2 separate regions of the Homo sapiens genome follow, and region 1 is linked to region 2. A link is a contact called in ENCODE Hi-C or POLR2A ChIA-PET data. All regions are on one chromosome and are shown on one strand. Each heading gives the region's core, a stretch centred on a gene start or an enhancer-like site at or near the end of the contact. The rest is flanking DNA. Distances are from core to core; before and after follow the strand shown.

Region 1 (2,700 bases), core at 112-2,611, 44 kb before region 2:
TCGAAGGTTGTTGGCACAGCTGGAGCATAAGGCACATGCAGGAGGCACTTGCAAAAGATACAGCCAGGATGTGTACAGGGCTGATCATGAAGGATGTACTTAAGTGAAATATATTTTGCAGAATTTCAACCCAGAGACTCTCCCTTTTGATTTACCTGCAAACAAAAAGAATCATACTTCCCTTTGACTGTCTCTGAACTCTGAATTTTCGCTTCTACTCACTTTTTGAAGCCAAATTGCATGAAATTAGGCCCCTTCCTTCCTTCCTTCCTTTCTTTTCATTCGTTCATTCTTTTTTGAGACAAGGTAGAGTACAGTGGTGCCATCATAGCTCACTGCAGACCCGACTTCCTGAGGGTCAGGTGATCCTCCCGACTCAGTCTCCCAGGTAGCTGGGACTCCAGTCACACACCACCATACCTGGCTAATTTTTTGCATTTTTAGTAGAGATGAGGTTTTGCCATGTTTCCCAGGCTATTCTTGAACTCCTGGGCTTAAGCAATCTGCCCACCTTGGACTCTCAAAATGCTGGGATTACAGGCATGAGCCACTGAACCTGGCTGAAGTTAGACTTCTTTCCATCTCTTTTTGTGAATATAGACATATTTTCTATTTAACAGTTTAGAACCAATGTGAATTTTCCCATATATGGTAGTCTAAGAATTGAATTGTAGTTTCTTAACTAGGTTTTTGTTTTGTTTTGTTGTGTTGTGTTGTGTTTTGTATGCCTTCCAGACCCAACACCCTAGCCAGTGCAATGGCTCTGAGTGTGGCATAAGCCCACTTTTAGTTTTCTTATGGGATTGAGTAATGTTCTTGGTGTTAGCATCTCTCTTTTTATTGGAGGAGTAAGGCAGACACTTACATTTCTAATAAAAGATCTGCTCGTTGAAATCAAGCGAGTCCTGATGGTGTTGGGAACCTTCTGCCGTGAGCACAACAGAGGCAGCCATGGGGTATCAGAATTACCTCCATTATATTTAACAAACACTCAGGTAGCATGCACCTCTTTCGATTTTCCATGCAGTATTCCATCTATGTAGCAACTTGTTTACTTCTCACAAGCACCCTAGAGTTGGAAAGTTTCCACATATGGGGAAACTGAGGCACCAAGATATTAAATAACCTGCTCAAGTCACAGGTGGAATTTGAACCCACAAACTCATACTTACAGACCCCATACTATGCGGCTTCTTTTTACTTATAAAATATACAGGATAAACTCAAAGGAACAAAGTTCATTCAGCAAACCTTTGTTGAGCAACTGCCTGGTGGGTGAGTCAGTGACACCTTTGCCCCAGAAACTCTTAACCGATTTGGGGAGACAGATAGTAATAAATGTTTGTAATGCAATGTTAACCTGAGGAGGAAAGTCACTAACTTTGCCTGAGGAAGTTAGGGAAGGGCTTCTGCCTGAAATACGGGCTCAGCCTTTCACGAAAAGGAGTGAACAGACAGGGCAGTTCTGAGTTGTGATAAGGCATAGCTTGTTTGGGAGGTGTCAAGTGTTCTGGGGGGTGGAGGATGTTTTAAGGTGTGCTGTGGAGACTGAAGTTAGGAATAGGACTGGTGGAAGGTGGTACTTGGGGCTGGGAGCGGGGGTCTTGTATGTGAAGCTGAGAAGTAGGACTTTAGCTTGTACCTGGTGGGAAGTAATTGAGGGTTGTTAAGTAGAGGAGAGACTTGATAAACCACCCTCTGGAGAGATCTGGTTTGGATAACATTGCAATAATTCAAGAGAGGATGAAAATTTGCAGTGTAGGTTGTGTAGACTCTAGGGGCATCAGGTGAGTTGACAATTAAATGTAGAGTCTGAACTGTAGCATGTGGTGGGGGAGGAGGAACAAGGGTGAGAGCAAGAGGGCGAGAAGGAAGAAAAAAGGGGGAGAGGGTGAGCACAATGTCTTCTGAAAGGAAAAAAGGAAGGAAGGAACCGAGGGAGAAGGGAAAAGAGAAAAAAGGAAGGAAAGGATGGAAAGAGGAGAGAAAAGAATATACCAGTATATTTAAAAAATATATTATGATGAAATGTTACTGGCATGATAGTCCTATGATTCAGGCTTTTAGAAGTATGTGCTCAGCCAAATTTTGTTTTGGTGGTTGACCAGCAGTTATTTTCATGACTCTGTAGTAGCCCATTGAGATTGCTTCTATCTAAAGACACTTTGTCAGGTTTATGTAAGACTTCATTTAGGGGGCATTGCCTTGGCATGCAGACAGCTTCCAGGCCTTACACACCAGCAGAAACATGTTCTCTAAAGAGTGCAATAAAGCATTTTCAATTCATAGCTGGGCACCTCAGGAGCAAACAAGAGCTGTCACATGGAGCACTTTCAAAATAATGCTTTTCTAACAAAAAAGAAAAAAAACAGAAACATACGGAGATATTTGAAATTCATCCTCACAATTGTCAAGCCTGAATCATAATGGCTTTGAACCCAAGGAAACTTTAAACATATGAGGATCATAAAACCTTACTTTAAGCCAAATTATCGCTGCTCTCTGTGCCAGTTATAAGCAGCATAATTAGTGGAGTGAACTACTTCTCCCTGCAATTATTATTATCAGGCTGGTGTAAGTATATGGGAGTTGAGAGGAGAGTAAAGTTCTAATCGTAACAGGGTATGTAGATGTGGATAAGGTAGCATGTCAGGTGTTAGCTGTCCAGGCAGCCTCCCAGTGCCATAGGAGTCTCATTTC
Region 2 (2,700 bases), core at 178-2,677:
TTGGTAATACTGTGCATGCATATAACCCACAAAGAAAGAGAACACAAATGAATCTATAGGCTCTTCAAAATAGCACTATTTTGCTTCCCTAGGTAACCCTAATTGCTTATTTTTTGTTTTCTGTTCTGAACGTTCTATAATTTAAGTCCATATAAACAGTATTTCAATATAGTATATACCATTATTAGGCCTGTGTAAGTGCCATCAGATGCTATTCATGGCAAGTGATACAGGCTTTCCATTTATGGTAGTGATATAATAGTTCAGTTTTTTAAGTGGATCATTGTAAAGAAGTATAATAAATAATAGGGCAGATGTCTAGAATATGAATGTCTAGGCAACAAGTTTGTTAGATCAGGTCAGTATCGCCTGAGTTTCACATTTCACAGGTGAGCATAATGTTAAGAAAAAAAATAGAGGATTGACAATCTTTCTATTTTGCTAAATAAAGTTATCTGAAAACAGAACAAACCAATATTTATGCTATCACAACATAAAGAAATAATATTTTCCTACCCCCAAAGCAAGAAAAATAAAGGATAGGCCTTTCTGAGAAAATATGGTTGGTAGATTCAAAAAGATACATACATACAGGCCCATAGTTCCTTATCCAAAATCCTTGCCAGAAATAATTCAGTTTTGTTTGCTTGGGTTTTTGAGGGGTGGGGGGGTTCGGGAAGATAGTATTGTGCTCTACCGCAATGGGTAGAACTCTACCCCAGTGACATCTGGGGGAATGCCCCATTGCAAACACATGAATATTTCTGCAGTGAAGCATACAAATATTTACACTAAGTTGGATCAATAAAGACTATGAAACACTCATATGAAATCAGGTCAGCTTCTGCCACCAACTAAGTTATGAAAAAACTTTCTGTCTTCACAAGCTTTAGGATTTTGAGATTAAAGCTAAGGAATTATGTGCATATATATCATTGCCCTTTTTCTTCTCATTTTGTTGTGGAGCAGGGACCACTCTTTCTGACAGGCACAATTTATTCTAATTATTCAGTTATAACCATAACCCTGTGGTAGATGATAAGAGATATTAATTAATGTCATATTCCACTTTAATCTTATTGGAGAGATTTCCAAATGGACACCTGTTAGAATGTAAGCTCTATGAAGCAGGGAAATCTATATTGTCCACTGAATTACCCCAAGCACTTAAAGGTGTGCCAGAGTGCCTGACACATTGTAGCTACTCAGTATTTCTTAAATAAATGAAAGATTTGCAAGTTAACAGCCTCCTGCAAATACTAAAATTATTGTTGGCAGGTCCTGGATAGAAAGAGTGGAGTTGTGGTGTGTGTGGGTGTGTGTGTGTGTGTGTTTAATTCATAGCAACCTGTTACATTCTTTCTATTAGAAAAAGCACGTGTACATTTGAATGCTTCACACGGATTCTTCCATTGTAAACAGAATTTGGGTAAGGGAGCTCCAGGTGATGATGTCATATACTGAGGTATCTGAAACTCTGAGTCAAAACCAACAAGTACTTAGTATTGATATTTGTTTTTTAAAAAACTGAATATTTAATTTTCTTTGCTATTTTGGATCCAGAGGGTCTAAAAATAGGTGAAGGGTCAATGAACTTTAATAGGAGGAAAGACCATAGGAAGAGTAAAATAATCCTGCGAATGAATATTTGAAGTTTGAAAAGGAAATTGCTTAGTGCTAAGGATCTGAAATGATTTATATGGTCACAACAAAAGTGACTACAGCTAGGTGAAATATGATGTCAAAAAAGAAACTAGTGTAATTGTGACCTAATCCTACCAGAAATGAATTAGTTCTGTCCTCTTGTCTTGACTTACATGCTATGGTTTTGAGAAAAGTGTGAGTCAATGAGCAAAAATTCCTTGCCAGGGAAAAGATGTACCCCCAAATAAGGGTAAGGTAGTATCAGTATCCTTTAAGTGAGGGGAACATGTGAGTGCATTACAAATTGTTGGCAATGTTTTTCAGAACTAAGACAAAATCCTGCAGGCACTTAACAAACATGGTATATAGGGAAATTTTATTTGGTTTTCTGGGGGGCTTTGAGAGGGTTTTTGGTTGGTTTTTTTGTTTGTTTGTTTGTTTTTGTTTGTTGTTGTTGTTGTTGTTGTTGTTTTGAGAGAGAGTCTTACTCTGTCACCCAGACTAGAGTGCAGTGGTGCGATCACTACTCACTGTTGCCTCAACCTCCTGGGCTCTAGTGATACTCCCACCTCAGCCTTGAGAGCAGCTGAGACCACAAGTGCGGGCCACCACATCTGGCTAATTTTTAAAATTATTATTTGTAGAGAAGAGATCTCGCTGTGTTGCCCAGGCTGGTCTTGAACTCCCGGGCTCAAGCGATCCTCCTGCTATGGCATCCCAAAGTGTTGGAATTATAGGCATAAGCCCTATGCCCAGACTATAGGAAAATTTTAAATTGTCCGCAATCCTATCCATCCAAAGATTATGGAGCTAAATTATTAATGAGTAGCCACTATCTTCTAAACATAATAACCCAAGACCATCATAATCATAATAGCTAATAATCAAATATTAACTTAGGACCTGTATCCTTTTCTCTACATCATTTACCATGTGATAAATATTTTCCCTTCTACCTTTACTATTGGGAAACAAAGTTCCCTAGAGCTTACATACCTGTACTCTGACTATTAAATTAATTATTAAATTAAATTAAATTTTCTCAAGGAAAAAAAT

What was found. Hi-C counts contacts between places; a loop is a spot of excess contacts on that map. ChIA-PET counts read pairs that join two places held with the same protein, here RNA polymerase II (POLR2A). Pooled maps may share reads with other maps.
Region 1: a map of Caco-2 shows a loop between it and region 2 (3-fold over the local background). The contact joins two enhancer-like sites. A Hi-C loop is called at or near these places in 5 of 168 maps with a recorded cell type or tissue (Caco-2, Calu3, PC-3 and 2 more) and 1 of 50 pooled maps. POLR2A ChIA-PET finds 5 or more read pairs at or near these places in 5 of 52 experiments (HepG2, OCI-LY7, PC-3 and 2 more).

Annotation. Positions count from the first base shown.
Region 1 is chr3:24,315,637-24,318,336 of GRCh38, reverse strand. All of the region lies in intron 2 of THRB (thyroid hormone receptor beta), which reads left to right. Among named protein-coding and RNA genes, the nearest start is that of THRB-AS2, 170 kb to the right of the region's middle. Within about 2 kb of position 1,361, at least 4 of the 41 ENCODE cell types and tissues checked have a DNase peak (open chromatin) inside an H3K27ac peak, as active enhancers do; they include PC-3, PC-9 and mammary epithelial cell, where a contact is called at or near this core.
Region 2 is chr3:24,271,763-24,274,462 of GRCh38, reverse strand. All of the region lies in intron 3 of THRB (thyroid hormone receptor beta), which reads left to right. Among named protein-coding and RNA genes, the nearest start is that of THRB-AS2, 120 kb to the right of the region's middle. Within about 2 kb of position 1,427, at least 5 of the 41 ENCODE cell types and tissues checked have a DNase peak (open chromatin) inside an H3K27ac peak, as active enhancers do; they include PC-3, PC-9 and mammary epithelial cell, where a contact is called at or near this core.